Linked DNA regions of Mus musculus: region 2 is linked to region 1. A link is a loop called in an ENCODE intact Hi-C map of the cell type or tissue named here. Cell type or tissue: left cerebral cortex. All regions are shown on one strand. Links, peaks and the distances in the headings refer to the core of each region. The heading gives the core; the rest is flanking DNA.

Region 1 (8,330 bases), core at 296-8,295:
TAGCCCTGCAGAGTCAACAGCTAGCTAATCTTTTTCTCTTGGGTCTGAGAAAAGTTAAAGAGAACTTACCTTTGGAACTGCTGTTTGCTTTCTACTCATCCTTGCTAGAAGTCAGGGGCTTCCCCTGCAGGACCAAGGCATCATCTCTGGTCTGACAGAGGCTCCTTGGATGAGAAAGGGGTTGTTGGAGCAGGCTGTGGCTGCGGTCCTGTGCTCCCCTACCTGTGAAATAAGGGCCATCCATAAACAACAGTCTCTGTTGAGCTACATGTCTGCCACTGGGGTGCCTGAGCTCCATTTGCAAGCCTCTCAGGGGAGGCAGAGCACAGTCTGTGATAGGGGGCCCCCGCCTGAATTTTTCCAGGGGAGAAACAGTGAGGTCTGTAATGAATATTGCTGTCCCCAGACTCCTGTGTACACAGATGCCATTGTGGACCATGGGGAGTTGAGAACGGGGGTCTGAGGGTCTGTGCTTTCCCTATGCACCAGGCAAGAAGGGGATAGCTGAGCCCAGGACTGGGGGCAGAATCTCGTTTGGTCACCAGTGAGTGCTGAGAGCATGGAGGGTCTGGAAGAAAGAAAGCCTTCTCCAAGATATTTATCTGCAGCTCTTTATAATAAAGGCCTCCCATTGCAGCAATCCTTGATGAAGGATCTGGTCCTTCCTTGTCCAAACTGCTTTATTTGATTGAAGATGTGAATGTATATATCTTACTTGGGGTGAACCAGGGAGTAGATACTTTCTGAGGGAAGGAATGCCCAGGGAGGGAAGCTTATTGGCTAAACACTCGGGGCCTAGCTAGATACCTCATTAACATGGAGAACTCCAGGTTTTTATGCTATGTGACTGAATGTCATGGTCTTTGCAGTGGGGTATCATCGCTATGTGTTCCAGATCAGGCACTTTGGCAGGGAGCTGGCCCCATGCCCACCATTCTCAAATCTGAGATTTCCTGGGGTTTGGGCTTGCTCAACCTTACCAGCTCTTATGTCTGATGGCATGGTCCACTGGTCTCACAAGTCTCATTGATGTTTGCAGGGCCCTTGTCTTTGGATAATCATTTTCAGGGAGCCCTGGTCTGGGATCCAATAGACCTGGTGTGGGTGTCTGGCTCTGACACTGTCCCAACAGATTCACAGGTACCATTACCAATCTGAATCTTCTCATGTGGAGAACCAGGGACCAGGAACAGACAGACAATCATGATTCTCAAGGACACCTCTGGCCCCCACTCTTCCAAGAAATCATGTGTTTAACCCCCAGGTCATTTGCATAAGGCAAAGCATTTCTTTCCATAGCCAGAAGGTGGCAGCAAAGTCCTGTTTTGGAGGGGGCTTTAGACCTGGGTAGGAGACCTCAATGCCCTTGGTAGGACTCAAAATCCACCTTTGATACTTAGGTTTTAATGCTGAATAGTTAATAATAATAACCACAGAACTATCATTATCATTATTGGTAGCCAAGTAACAGCAATGATGCCACCTTCATTTGGGGCAGGGTTTTATAGTTGGGAAACATTTGCATATTGTTACCTAGGAATCTTTTAGCAACTCCAACAAGCAGGCAGGTGATGGATAATCAGACTTCTTATTCCATGCTAAGGTGTTTCTTGACTTGCTCACAGACTTTGGGAAGTATAGATGTACTAGGACAACTAAGTTTTCTTGCTTCCATGTTGTGTATTCCCTAGCTTGTGACAGGCTCCCTTCCTCTTCATCTGCACTTTGAAGGAGAGTTAGGGATCCAAAAGGACCCAAGGATTCAGGACTAGTCCCAGTTTCCAGTTGGACCTTAACACGTAGATGCAGAGGAGGGAAATTCAGGACACGAACCTCGTCTTCACTCTTTCTCTTTCAGCCCCAGGGAAGGAAATTATCATGTTACTTAATTTTTACAGGGTATATTTGGTGGCTTAGCTTGGCATATAAGACTGCCATGTGTTTATAGATCTGTCCATCCTTCCACCTGTCAGTCAGTCTTTCTTCCTCCCTATCATTCAGTAAGCTGAATAGTGATTATAAAACAGTAAGGGTGCTCCTATGATGAACAAATATGTAATGGAGAAGCAGGAGAGAGAAAATGGAGCAGCGTGTGTGGTATGGAGAGAGGCAGAACTGGAGGCATGATGGTTGTGACAGGAGAGAGAGAGAGCAAGAGGGGGGATGCTGAGGGCAACATGTTCTCATTGCACAGTAGGGTAGCAGCAGCCTGGAGCTTACACAAATACAGATTCAGCCCCTGAACACGTCACTCTAGTTCTGGGCAACATCAGAGACCCAAGACAAGGAAAGGTTCACTTTCTGGATTGGACCTCCTTGAAGGACCACTGTGGTCCACGTTGCCACTATAGAGGCCATGTTGGTGTCTGTGGTCCATGTTGCTGCCCCAAGCCACCATGAAGCCTGAGATCCATGTGGACCTGTGCAGTCCATGCTGCTGACTGATGCCTTGGTGACATCCTTGGACTTTGCTGCCTGGAGATGGGCGTTGGTGTGGACGGCATGTGCAGCCCTCTAAGGGAGCTGAGGGCCATCCAGGAGTGGGTTGGTGGTCCTAATGTGGCCAGGGGCTGCAGTCATGCTCATGGCTGTCTCCTGAAGCCATGTTGATAACCCTGGGCAAGGGAAGTTGCTCTTCTCTGTGGCTGCACAGTTCTCCTCATTTGATGGCTTCTGGTGGGGGCGGAGATGAGAAAGACTCACCTTCCCTTGGAGGGCTGGATACTAGGGATTTGACCATGCTCCAATAAATATACGGACAGCACAAAATGATCTTGTTCATTTTATATTTTTCTTTTCTTTTCCTTTCCTTCTTTTTTTTGGGGGAGGGAGATCATAAGGAAGGGGGCAGAATGAGAGGACGGGTTGGTGAGCACAACTGGGGTTCATGATGTGAGATTAAAGACATAACACTCTTCTATGAAGAATATAGGCATTGTTTATCCTTCAACAGAGACCCAGGCAGGGACCAGAAACTCAGTGCAGAGACTTAAGAGTAACTTTTTCCCGCGGAGCTCCAGGTAAACTGGGGGGGGGGGGGGGATATCGGGGAAGTGGAAATTCAGATCGCATCTTTTGGGCTACTGAAGAGGGATGATGGCTCCATAGCAATTTCTCAGACTCCAAGCTTGGCAAGTTAATTCCTCAAACCACGGGAGACCCATAGAGAAAGTCACAGACTCAGAGACTGTTACCCAGCCAGGCCTGTGTCCCGTGTTCCTCCAACCTCCTAGGGTGAAATCACAACCCTTCCCATGACAATAGTAAAATATTAGAGTGCTTTCTGTATGTCAGGCTCCAGGCCAAGTGTATTCCTTACATGTTTTTATTTGCATCTCAAATATAAACTTTGGAAGTGCTTGATTACACCCTATTTAGCATGTGGAAAAACTGAGGACTAAGTCACAAAGCAACTTTAGACTGGGAAGGAGGGAGTTCTGGCAGGGTGAGACCCAGTCGGGGGTGTAGTGCTGTTCAGTTATAAGGACTGGAGGCCAGACACCAGAACCCACACTGGGTGGTTCACAAATACCTATAACTCCATCTTCATAGGATTCATCCTCCTCCTCTGGCCTCCATGGGTACCTGCACATGCACATATATGTGCACATAGACATATAAATGTGTACATGAACACTTATACACAAATCAAATCAAATAAATCTTTACAGCACAAAGATTCATGGCTGTAATTGTTTTTTTCTCCCATCCTAAAGAATTCGGAAACTAAGGTTAAGAGAGAACCACTTGCCCAAGGCAAGACAGATTACATGCGACAGTATCAGAATTCCTCCATTGAGGTTTGCTGGATGCCAGAGCCTGTGCTCCTGTACAGATCAGGTAGCCAACTAGGAAAGTCAAGTCTAAAGAGCATACATTAATCCAAGGTCGCACAGGAAGAGCCTGTAAGGGGCCAGGCTGAGGTCTGTATTTAATATTGGCTCATAAGCTTTCTGTCATGGTCCTCATCCCATACCATCCTCCAGGACCAGCCAATCAGCACAATCGAAAATCTTGGGCCCTTTAGGACCCAAGAGAGACTTGAGACTAACAGGCTTCTGTTTGGGTAGAGAGGGGATGGTGATTAGACCCGGTCTCAGCCTGAACTTTGAAACTCAGAAGTTCTCCAAGTCCAGTTTGTTCCTTTGACATTTTGCCTTGGGCATCCTGAAGAGGAAGAAGGCAGGTGGAGGAGTTGCCCGTGTCAGGGAGTGGTGGACCAAGGCCCAGTCTACATTTCCCCAGTGTGTCTGACATGCTGCAAGTGAATGGATTTGATGATAACTACTGCTTGCTCAGATGCCCTCTAGTGGGCACCAGAGATCTGTACAGCCCAGATCCTAAATGGTGTGGGAAGAAAAAGCAGAGTAGCTCAGTGAGGAGGAGCACTGACCTGGGAGTCTGATCTCCAGGGACTATCTTCCACTCTGCCCTGGACATGAGTAGAATGTTTAGTCATCTGAGCCCACTAAACCTTCTGATCATTTAGGGGAGAAGATAGAAAATCCAGTTTGCGAGACTTATGTATTCCTAAGAAGAAAATAATAGTTACCCAACGTGTTCTCTCTCTCTCTCTCTCTCTCTCTCTCTCTCTCTCTCTCTCTCTCTCTCTCTCTCTCTCCTTCCCTCCCTCTATTCCTTCCTCTCCCCTTCCATCTCCCTCCCCCACCTTTTTGAGACATGGTCTGTCTATGTAGCCCTAGCTGTCCTGGAACTCACTATGTAGATCAGGATGACTTTGAGTTCACATGAGTTCCACCTGTCTCTGCCTTCCCAGTGCTGGAATTAAGGGCTTGTGCCACCACCACACCCGACCTTCTTTTTTTTTCTTGAAGAATTTATTTTTTAAGTATATTGAGGTCTAATATATAATAGACAAATAGGAGTTTTATAGTGCTAAGGTATATAACTTGTTTTGTTGTTGTTTCTTTATGTGCGATGCTCTTGAACTCAGCACCTCACATAAATATTGAGTTGCTGTGCACATCACCATATCTCTGGAACTTATTCATCACGTACACCTGAAACTTATTTTCTTTCGGCCAACATTTTCTCATTTCCTCCAACTTCCAACCCTTTCTAACTACCACTCTGCTTCTATGTGTGATTGTTTTAATTCCACACACATGTGACATCATTTAAGGGTTGTCTGTGTCTGGCTTGTTTCACTTAGCCTGGTGTTCTCTGTGTTCATACATGTTACCACAAACAACAGGATTTCCTTCTTCCTAAAGGCTGAAGAATAGTCAGTTGCATATCCGGGCACAACTGTTGTATGTGTTTGCACGATATGTGTGTGGGTCATTGTATACATGTACATGTGAGTATGTGGAGGCCAGGTATGACATCCTCTCTTGTTGTTCTTCATCATATCTTTTGAGACAAGGTCTTTCACTGAACTCGGAGGACACCAGTTGGGTAGATGAACTGACTAATAAGCTCCAGGGGTCCTTCTGCCTCTGCCTCTCAGTACTGGGTTACAGGTGTGCACTACCCCTCCCAGGCTTATACACAAGTGCTCAGTCCTCAGGCTTGCTCAGCAAGCACTTTACCTACTAAGCTATCTCCCCAGCCCTGGCCACCATTGTTTTGGACAACAGATTTGCAAACTGCATTCACCCAGCACAGACATTTAGACAAGGGATGCTTCCATATCTTGGGTATTGTGAATAAGTCAGAGGGAAACAGAAGTGCAATTTCATTGTCAAGATCCTGATCTCAGAAGATGGCAGGGCAGTACCATGGCACCGCTTTTGCTTTCTGTGGAAGCCTTCACACTGTTTTCTACGGTGGCGGAGCCCACTCACTTCCTCAGAAACAGTGTGCTTGGGTTTCTGTATCTCTCTGTTGTCGCCCACCCTTGTTAGCTTTCATCTTTCTGGGAAGAACAATTTTTAACAGGCATCCAGTGTGGCCTGACACAGGGTCTTTGGTTTGAGTTTTACTTCTTTTGTGTGTGGTGCTGAGGATGGAAACGAGAGTCTCTCCCACAAATCAGGCAAATGCTCTCCCAGTGAGCCACACCCCTAGCCTGGTCTTTATTTTAAGGTGTTTGTAAAAACTGGAAGTTCACCTGGCAACTGGCTGGGTCTACTCGAGGTAAGGAGTGAACATGTCTCCCCATTTCTCACTTTCTTTCCGTTTACAACAGAGCAGGCAGGAATCTGGAATTCAACCCCACAATAACAAACACAGCAGAGCATGGATGCTGAATCTGCAGGAGGGTTTATTTTTCTCAAGTCTCCCTTTGCTCTCCCGGAGGTGGCCCATGGCAACGTGCCTCTGGAGAGCCTCATTCTTCCATCTTCTGTGGGAGAAAAGAAATTGTATACAGGAAGTGAGTCAAACTCCACGGGAGACCCAGCATCCCCTTCGAGTGGAGCAGGTGCAAACTCTGGAACTTCAGAAAAATAGCTTTAAGGAATAGGCTTCGTCTCTCTTTGTGTTGACAAAGAAACCAGGTAAGCTGCTAGGGACAGGACAAGTCACCTGAAAAGCAGAGGCTTCCTAGACTGCATCTCTATCAACAGGGAGACAGGGGGACAACATGTCTGTCTCCCTGTGCCTCTTGCAAGAGCCTGGTATACAAGTCTATGCTAAAATGGTGTAAGTGCCTGTTTGACCGGTGGCAAGAATGAAGGCACCAAAAGGCATCCTCTAAGCTCTCCCTGGTTGGTCTGTTGGTCCTTAGGTATGACGAACCTGTTGGGAAGACACAGTTCTCAGGTGTCTGCTTTTACCTGGCCTCCCACATCACGGCTCTTGGCCCTTAGCTTGTTGACTTGAGACTCAGCGATGTCTGCCCTCTCCTCAGCCTCCTCTAGCTCGTGCTGGACCCTCCGGCACCTGGATAGCTGTGTGTTGGCTTGCTCCTCCTGCATGGAAAGAAGATGGAGGCTATTCAGCGGTAGAACCTCTCTGTGACTCTGGGGTTCTGAGGAGTCAGGGGAACCAGGAAAGTGTGAGCTTTGGTTCCTCTGACAGTCCTGAGGGAAGATGAGTTCTTTTGAGAACGATGAAAGCATCCTGCTCAGAGCTGGGGTGTTATGCTAACTAGGGGCTCCTTGCAAGCTCTTCTTGTTCTTCTTCCAAAGATCATCACATGGTCCCCTGAACTCCCTCTCCACAATAGCTCTCCCATGCACATAATCCGGAGATGACCCAGCTCCAGGGTACTCTCGCAGCACCTGAAGGTCTAGGCCCCTTCTGTTTTGTTTTTGATAATTGCCATGTATCTGGGCATGTATTATATGGTGCTGCATCATCCTGCTGGGACTCTACGAATCTGATGTGCACAATCCCCCTACTCTTAACTGTTTCTGGTGTTCTTATTGAAAGTAACTGACCAGGCTCCTGAGCAGGGAAGGAGGAGGGCAAAGGCGAAGGCCATACACCAGTCATTTCTTCCTTCAAACACTGGTCTTGAGAGATGCTCTGCAGGCAATACTACAGTCCCAAAGGCAAGACAGTACAGGAAAGGCTCCGTTCTAGAGGGCCCTTTTACTTTGGAGAGTTAATTAACATATTTAGCTATAAAATCAGAGAACTTCCTGAAGACAGCTAGTTTAACCTTACTATGCTGATATTTTTCTTTTCATTTAATTTTTAAAGACGGGCTATCTCCATGGAGTTCAGGCTGGTCTCAGACTGTTTCCGTTTGGAGAATGCTGAAGATCACAGGCCAGTGTCACCAGCCTGTATGATTTATTTTCTATAACGAGAAAAGCTACTTCTCATCTTGGCCCCAAAATTTTGCTATTTATAGCCCTCAGGCCCAATGCCCCAGGGAAGACATCTTTCAAAGCACTGGTATTGGTCCATTTCCTGTTTTTCCTGTTGATTTTACCTGTTTGATCAGGAGGCAGTTAAACAGGGATAGAGGGTGTGTTGAGGGAGTTGCTGAGGAAGGCTGGGGGGTGGGATGGGGACCAGGAATGTAGAGTGCAGGGAGGGGAGAGAGAGGAGATGATAAGCATTAAGATGGGGTATTTCAGAGCAGAAGGGCAGGAACCAGTGCCAGTAGGTGGTCGTCTGGTCTGGTCTGGTCTGGTCAGGGAGAGTTGGGATGCTGCAAGGTCATCAGAGTAAACTAAAATGCTCTGGGATGGATAGAATGAACCGGGATGGGGTTGGATAAAGAGATGTAGGTTGGAGAAGGAGGTGGCCCGGAGAAGTTGGGGAGTTATGAGGGTATAGAAAACTTGGAGGTGGAGAAGATTCCAAACCATAGACCAAGGGAGCAAGGAAGGGTGGGTGTTTCTGTGTGTGATCTGCAGGTGCCAGGTCAGACCTGGGACTCTGAGTAATTCTGATCAGGTTGTGGCTCCCAC
Region 2 (8,330 bases), core at 262-8,261, 300 kb before region 1:
CATCAAGTGACCCTAGGAATTGGTGGCAACTGCAGGACTTGAGGATGTGCCCCGGACCTGCTGAACCAGACAACAACTGTTCCCAGACCTGTGGTGAGGAATGTGTGAGAGGTGCTGACATCCAACCATGCTGCCCTGTGTAGGTGTGGCCCTGGAGAGAGTGGGGCCTCATGGTTTCTGCTCATGTTGGGAGAAGCCTGTGCACCAACCCACAGAGTCAAGTGACTCAGTCTAATCCATCTACAGGATATTCTAGGAATTCTCAGAATTGAATTTAGTCATTTAAATAGATTCAGAGTCACTCCTTTGACATAAGTCTTACTCATGCACCTTATGGTGGCAAATTGGGGGAAAACGGGGAGACTTGTCTATGTGACTCCAGACCACCTCAGAATTCCCATTCCCTGCCCTCACAGCCATACCATAACCCCTGCACCTTGGGGGACAGATGTGCTGCGTGTTTTCTTCATTTCATCCCTGCCTAAGGTCAACAACTACTCCTTTGGTTGTAGCAGTATTAGCCAGAGGGAAGAGCACAGATGTGTCTCTATCCCCGTATCGCCACCGCCACCTCACCTGCTCCAGGATGAAGCCAGCATGCTGCCCTGTGAACATACACTGTGAGGCCCCTGGTACCCTATATGTCCATCCTATATTTGAGAACATGTTTCAGGAATGTCTGCTGCACCTGAAAGTGGTGTGGGGGAAGGGTGTTTCTTTTTCCAGGACAGCCTGAGAAGCAGAGACGGGATCCTTTCACAAAGTGCCTGTTGAGAGGGTGGATTCAGGAGCTAGAATGCCAGGGATGCCAGCCTAGATCCACCCTATAGGCTGCAATGACTTTGGGCATGGCAACTAATCTGTCCTTCTTCTGACAGGTATGACAGTTGTAGCTTTAAAGAGTCATCGTGAAGTCACGTGTGCAAAGTGCTTGGAACAGAGGCAGAGACTAGACAGACAGCAAGACATTCCTCACGGTGGGGATGGTGACTTGAAGTCAGAGCCCTGGAGGATCCAGACATCCTTCCTCCCAGTGGCATCGTGAGAGGTGAGGGAGGAGTAGAAAAGGAACAGGAGGAAGGGATGTCAGCACTGCCTTCCAGATGGAGGCCTCTCCAAGTACGTCCTCCCCAAACCCTGACACCACAGAGAGAACAAGGCCACTGTAGAGAGAACCCTCAGCAGAAACCAGGTAAATTACACACACACACACACACACACACACACACTCTCACACACATACACACATACACAGATACACACATATACACACACATACATACACACATACACACACAGACACACACACATACATACAGACACACACTCTCTCTCTCTCACACACACTCTCACACAGACACACACACACAGTCTCTCTCTCTTATACACACACACACTCTCACACATACACACACACACACATACACAGAGACACAGACACACTCTCATACATACACATACAGATACATACACATACACACACAGACACACACACATACACACACATACACAGATACACACATATACACGCACATACATACACACAGACACACATAGACACACACATACATACAGACACACACACTCTCTCTCACACACACTCTCTCTCACACACACACACACACAGTCTCTCTGTCTTATACACACACACACACTCTCTCACACATACACACACACACACACATACACAGAGACACAGACACACTCTCATACATACACATACAGCTACATACACATACACACACAGACACACAGACATACACACACATACACAGATACACACATATACACACACATACATACACACATACACACACAGACACACACACATACATACACACATACACACACAGACACACACACATACATACAGACACACACACTCTCTCTCACACACACACTCTCACACAGACACACAGTCTCTCTCTCTCTTATACACACACACACACACTCACACACACACACACACATACACAGACACACAAACACACTCTCATACATACACATACAGATACATACACATACACACACAGACACACACACATACACAGATACACACATATACACACACATACATACACACATACACACACAGACACACACACATACATACAGACACACACTCTCTCTCTCTCTCACACACACTCTCACACAGACACACACACACACAGTCTCTCTCTCTTATACACACACACACACACTCTCACACATACACACATACACACACACATACACAGACACACAGACACACTCTCATACATACACATACAGATACACACACACACTCTCACACACATACACACATACACACACATACATAGATACACACATATACACACACATACATACACACACAGACACACACACATACATACAGACAGACACACACACTCTCTCTCTCACACACACTCTCACACAGACACACACACACACACAGTCTCTCTCTCTTATACACACACACACACACACACACACTCTCACACATACACACACACACATACACAGAGACACAGACACACTCTCATACGTACACATACAGCTACATACACATACACACACAAACACACACAAACACACACAAATACACACACATACACAGATACACACATATACACACACATACATACACACATACACACACAGACACACACACATACATACAGACACACATTCTCTCTCTCACACACACTCTCACACAGACACACACAGTCTCTCTCTTTTATACACACACACACACACACACACACACACACACACACACACCTCTTTTTCTCTTCCTTCTTCAGAGAACAAAAATATAAAAGACAAATGGTAACCATAGGAAAACACTTGCAATTCAGATGACCAGCGGTGAATCTCCCTAACGCTTACCCAAGCTGTGAATCAATCACTAAGAATGAGACACCAAGAAAATCAGGAAGAATTGGAATTCCTCAGCCGGTGGGGGAGAGGAGGCAGAAAAGAAAAGTCATGAGTGTGTTTTCAGAATGCTCAACCCTCTTACAGAGAAGTACAAGGTAATAGCAAAACCTATTATTATTTTTTTTTTACCAGTGCACCAGTGATTTCAAGTTTGATAACAGGTAGTGCTGATAGGCATTCAAGGAAGAGGTATTCACAGGTGTGGGCTGTGGAGCCCTCTCTGGAAAGCAATTTGGAAGTATCTGACGAAATGAATCAAATCTTCTGACCCAGCATCTTCCTTCTCTCCATATGAGCATCTGGCCTTACATATGCAGAGAGTTACAGTTCTAATAACAAACTCAGTATCTCTGGTCCCAGGCAAACAGTCTGAAACCATCACAAGGTTCCAAAATCTACCCAAGGAATGATGAAAGAAGTCTCGTAGGTGTAAGGTCCTGCGTTCCTTCCAATCCACATGAATGGATATATAAAGCGGTTTAAGAGGGAATGAGATGGGGGGGGGTGGCGTTTCTAAGACTTATGAATAGAAAAAGAAGCTTGAAGATAGAATATCATATGTTCTTGTTTATGTGAATTCAGAAAATTGCTCGGGGGGGGTATTTCTAGTGAATAGCACTGCACACTTTTGGGCACGGATGAAACCAGTGGCCATAGACTACTGTTGCTGTATAGCTCTGTTTTGTACTTTAATGAACTAATTTGAATACATGTCTTCCCTATTAGAGTCCCCTTCCGATTTACAATAAACATGTGAGGCATTTATGAAAATGTGTCTGGACCCAGGATGTATTACTATGTAGCTAATGTTTGTCAACTTATTTCTACCCCAGTTCACATGCTCTAAGGGGGTGGACTCGGTTCTAGGATGACACAGACTGCAGCGGGCTTATCAGAAATTAAAAGGAAGGAAGGATATCTAAAGATCTCCCAGCCCTCACTGCACAAGTCTTAAATCCAGAGGCTGATGTGCTGCCCTTGTGTGGTGGAGACTTCGCATCTTTGAGAAACTTGTTCTATCTCTTGTATCTAAGGGCCCCTCTTTCCGCCTTGTGTATCAGCTGATTGTTACCACTAGGTGGCAGCAGAAATCTGCTCATGGGAGCAATGTGGGGAAATTCTGGCATCAATAGGAGGGAGGGGAGGCCCTTCATCCTGTAAAGGCTCTATGCCCCAGCATAGGGGAATGCTAAGGCAGTGAGGCAGGAATGGGTGGGTGGGGGGTGGAGGAGCACCCTCATAGAAGCGGGGAAGAGAGAGGATGGGATGGGGGTTTGCAGAGGTTAAATTGGGAAGGGGGATAACATTTGAAATGTAAATAAATAAAATAATCAATAAAAAATAAGTAAATAAGTAAAACCAATGTTGGCCTCTGTACTACCCACAGGAGCTCACTTCCACAGTGTCACTAACTCCCTGGGGAGGTGGAGCAAGTTGGATGGGTGGGCTTGGGGTTACACTCTTCAAACAGGGATAGGGTCCTAAGCTCTTGGTGCCTGGAGCAATCAATCTGTCAATCTCTGGACCCAGAGAGAGGGCTTGGGAAAACCCAAAGGCCATAGCAGGAAGCCCTCAGTGTGATCTCGAAGTAGCTTGCCTGCTTCCTGTCTCTTCCCTTGAGGTCCCTGGACATGGTACAGGGAGGAGACACAGGGGAAGTTGGGAAAGACCATGCCACCGGAAAGCTACCCCTCCCCCAGCGCTGGTGTAGTCAGGACAATGGGCTCACCGGCCTGAGTGGACTTCCTCCGTGCCTTCTTGATGTCCTCCTCGGTCTTGTTGCTCAACTTGATCTCCAGCTGCTGGGTCTTCATCTCCAGGTCTTTCTGCCGCTCTGTGAGGGCTTTGCGGGCCTGGAGCGGGGAACAGCCCATCCCAGAGAAGCTGTTCATAAAGCTACAGCCGGGTTTCAGGGTCCAGCCACCCACCTACCTGATCTCATCTCCCCTGCTTGTGTGGGTGATGATGGCACCCTGGGGTGGAGGAGCTAGAGGGCTGGCACCTAGCTAGATTTTCCTTGTCTGCCCACTTCTAGCCACATCTGTGTGCAACCTGTCAGTCCCTGAGGCCATGTTGCCTCTGGAGCATATGCCTATCCTATGACCCTAAAACCACTGTCTCTGAGGTGGAGAGATGGCTCAGCTGGTTAAGGACACACTGGTTCTTGGGGCTGACACAGAGCTTGAGTCCCAGCACCAACGTGGTGGCCCCGAATCATCCGTAACTCCAGTTCCAGAGGAGTGGGTGACCTTCTTCTAATCTCAAAGAGCACCAGGCAAGCAGATGGTGCAGACATAGATTTGAGCAAAAACATGTATACAGATAAAATAAATATAATAAATAAATCTAAAAAACCAAAACAAAAAACAACAACAAAAACCCACTGTCTTTCAGGGTTGGGAGGGACCATAAGGTCAACTGAGTTTCCTACTGGCAGGGCTCAACAGGCTGTGACTACCAACTCCCTTATCTTGTAGCCTGAGTCCTTCCAGTGCCTGCACCGCCTCCTCCTCCTCCACCACCACCACCACCACCACCACCACCACCACCACCACCACCACCACCATTCTCCACTCAGCCTTTGTTGGAGATGTAGCAATGTTTTGGGTACCTGTTTGGTTTGCCCCTCCTGTTCTATAGAGCACTAAATCAGGCCACCCTGTCCCTCCAAGTCTGACTATCTGCATCCCTGCCTCCCATGGTTTGGGCACCCACAAGAAGGTAATTCTTTGGGCATCTGGGAGGGGAGATTAGTACAGGGAAGACCTGAGAGTGAGGCCCAGACACAGTAGCCATGTGAGTGGCTGTGGCACATCTGACTTGGTGTCCACATAAAGAGGGGATGCCTTGACCTGTGTGCCCATTACAGCTCCCACTTCACCTGCAGCATCTCCTTGCTCCCACTTGCCCTTGGGAGAGTCATCCAAGTGTCCTGGAGTAGCGACTACTGCCTGCCACATGGATGGATGCGAGTTCCTTGGACTACCCTCCCCCCCACCCCACTCCAGTGTACAGAGGCAAAGTGATACCTATCCTGTCCTGGAAGTCCCATGCTGTCCCCCGGCTGGGCACCCTGGCCTCTCACCTTCTCCACTGAGGCATAGCGGCTTGCCAGCTGCTTACGGAGGTCAGCGATGTGGTGGTCGCACTTTTTCATGTCTTTCTTGAAGTTCTCTCTGAAGTTCATCAGGGGTTTCTCCACCTCGCTGTGGAGCTGTGAAGGAGGGCAGAGAGAGGATAGTCAGTGTCAAGACATGAGCTGTGCTAACACAGGGGCGAGAGCCCCCGGCTTCTGGTGAGCCAGACACCCAGTGCTTTAGCACTGACCTACTTCTCCAGCCCATATATCAAGGACTTCTTAAAACCAACATTTTTTCTTTAAAAACATTGGCTTGGTAGTTTCTCTTTCCTTTTCCTTTTCCTTTCCTTTCCTTTCCTTTCCTTTCCTTTCCTTTCCTTTCCTTTTCCCTTTCCCTTTCCCTTTCCCTTTCCCTTTTTCCCTTTTTCCCTTTTCCCCTTTTTCCCTTTTCCCCTTTTTCCCTTTCCCTCCCTTCTCTTTTCTTTTCTTTCTTCTTTCTTTCTTTCTCTTTCTTTCTTTCTTTCTTTCTTTCTTTCTTTCTTTCTTTCTTTCTTTCTTTCTTTCTTTCTTCCTTCCTTCCTTCCTTCCTTCCTTCCTTCCTTTCCTTTTTTAAGATTCACTCTTAGCTCTGAAACCTTGGCTCCATGCATGGTATCAGTGATCTTTCCTGAAAGTGTTTCTGGAGATGTATGGTTGGTCTGGCCCATACCAGAGGGTCTGGCCTACTGGAGCTTCTCTTCTGAAGAGAAAAAGAAAATTTCCAGATTGGAAGTGATTCCCATGACTGTCTGGTCCGGGTGTTTCCAAGAAGTGAATGACTGCAGTTGTGAAATCAGCTTAGTGGGTCAGGTCGAGGCTTTTTGAGATAATAGACCCACCTTAAGAAGAACAAACTATTAGGGTACATTTTAGGCAGAGTAAAAGTAGTGTGTCACGAAGCATCTGTTTTGGTTACATATATGTGTATCCCTGAGTGGGTACGTGGGCAGGTATGTGCACGTGCTTGGTGACCGCGTACAAACGCCTCTTACAGTCACAGTTGGGCAAGATTAAAGCCTGGTTGGAACGCTTCATTTCACACATGAAGAAGTGGAACTGTGGGGATGCCATGTAACCCACCCTTGATCACAAAGCCTGTTAGTGACAGCACGGGGCGCACACACATCCTCTCGCCCACACATCTGCCCATGCACACACGCCCCTACTGCGTGCTTCAGGTTTCCGTTTATCAGCAGGGCTGTGTCTACGCTCCCCTCTTTCACCTGGGGCCGGCTCTAACTGCCTTCCAAAAGATGGAGCGCCTTTCTTGTGATTGCTGTTGCTATTAGCACCGGCTTGAGCTGAGAGACTGGGGACGCTGGAGAGTCTACCGTACAATCCTGTTTCTTAAAAGGCTTTTACCCCCCGACACTGAACATTCAGATGGAGAAGAATTTCAATAAACCCTTTTGGAGCTGACATAAAATGGGTTTTGTGCCTCGGGAATCATATTCTTCAAGGCTGACGAATCAATCCTCAGGGTCCCCTTCCTCTTAAGAAATCAGCGTGCCACCATTAGGAGGCTACTGGGGTAGTTTGCAGTCACCAACACTCCCAGGCCAGAGCTGTAGAGTGCTGATGGTGTAAAGTCTGCCGTATTTGCTTGCCCCTTCTCCAAGTGCTGATGGTGTAAAGTGTGCCCCTTCTCCATGAGCTGTCCTTAGCGCTGGGGTCTGTGAGCCTGTGAGCCTTGCATAAAATGGTCCTAGAGTTTGGTTAATCAGCCTGCATCCACCATTGGTATTTGCTGCGAGGACGGAAGCTTCCTTGGCTAGGTAGGGTCTTTCCCTAGTGCTGGAGCCTCTTGCTTCTAGTTGGCGGCCTCTGCCTCCACCTCAGGCAGGAAAAACATCTCTGCTGAGAGCTGGGACAGGAGGAGGGAGGCCCTGGAGGGAAGCTACTCATGAACTTAAAAATAACCCGCTGCTTCATCTGCAGCAGCAGAGTGGCTGTTCAGGGAGCTCTCTCCTCACAGGGGCTCCTGTGCCAATGTGCCAGGGATGGGCTTGACTGTATGAGGGTGAGCATGCTCTTGTGGGCTGGGAAATGTCACTCCCCACCCCCCGGGGGCGTGGGGGTGGGGCCATGCCAGCTCTGTCTCTGGCACTCACACCCTTCAGAAGCCAGGAGCAGCACAGTTCCCTGCAAAGCTACCCAGGGTCTCAGCCCTTGAGGCGGTCACTACACCATCACAGAGCGAGGGTTAGATAGCACTACATTTCTGTCCTTCAAGAGTGCGCGTGTGAGGGACCCCAATGCCCCAATTCAGTGGAATTGCAGTGACACATGG

What was found. Hi-C counts contacts between places; a loop is a spot of excess contacts. Peaks named below come from ENCODE experiments on the same cell type or tissue, not always from the same donor. Only the 100,000 strongest peaks of a DNase experiment are listed, where the experiment ranks them.
Region 2: it touches region 1 in a loop (5-fold over the local background); 9 of 42 quality-filtered maps call a loop at or near these places.

Annotation. Positions count from the first base shown.
Region 1 is chr11:67,369,465-67,377,794 of GRCm38, reverse strand. It overlaps Myh13 (myosin, heavy polypeptide 13, skeletal muscle), which reads right to left. Exons shown (of 39, transcript NM_001081250.2): 38 at 6,741-6,875; 39 at 6,208-6,307. The coding sequence ends at 6,293. Among named protein-coding and RNA genes, the nearest start is that of Gm40029, 23 kb to the right of the region's middle. In left cerebral cortex, for the core only: CTCF peaks have their summits at 1,299 (motif pointing right) and 4,316 (motif pointing left); DNase peaks (open chromatin) are centred at 1,292, 4,303, 5,808 and 6,277.
Region 2 is chr11:67,672,044-67,680,373 of GRCm38, reverse strand. It overlaps Gas7 (growth arrest specific 7), which reads right to left. Exons shown (of 14, transcript NM_001109657.3): 10 at 6,008-6,136; 11 at 4,652-4,775. It also overlaps a transcript of Glp2r not described here. Among named protein-coding and RNA genes, the nearest start is that of Rcvrn, 19 kb to the left of the region's middle. In left cerebral cortex, for the core only: a CTCF peak has its summit at 3,985 (motif pointing right); DNase peaks (open chromatin) are centred at 939, 4,000, 7,043, 7,989 and 1 more place; H3K27ac peaks cover 3,762 bases.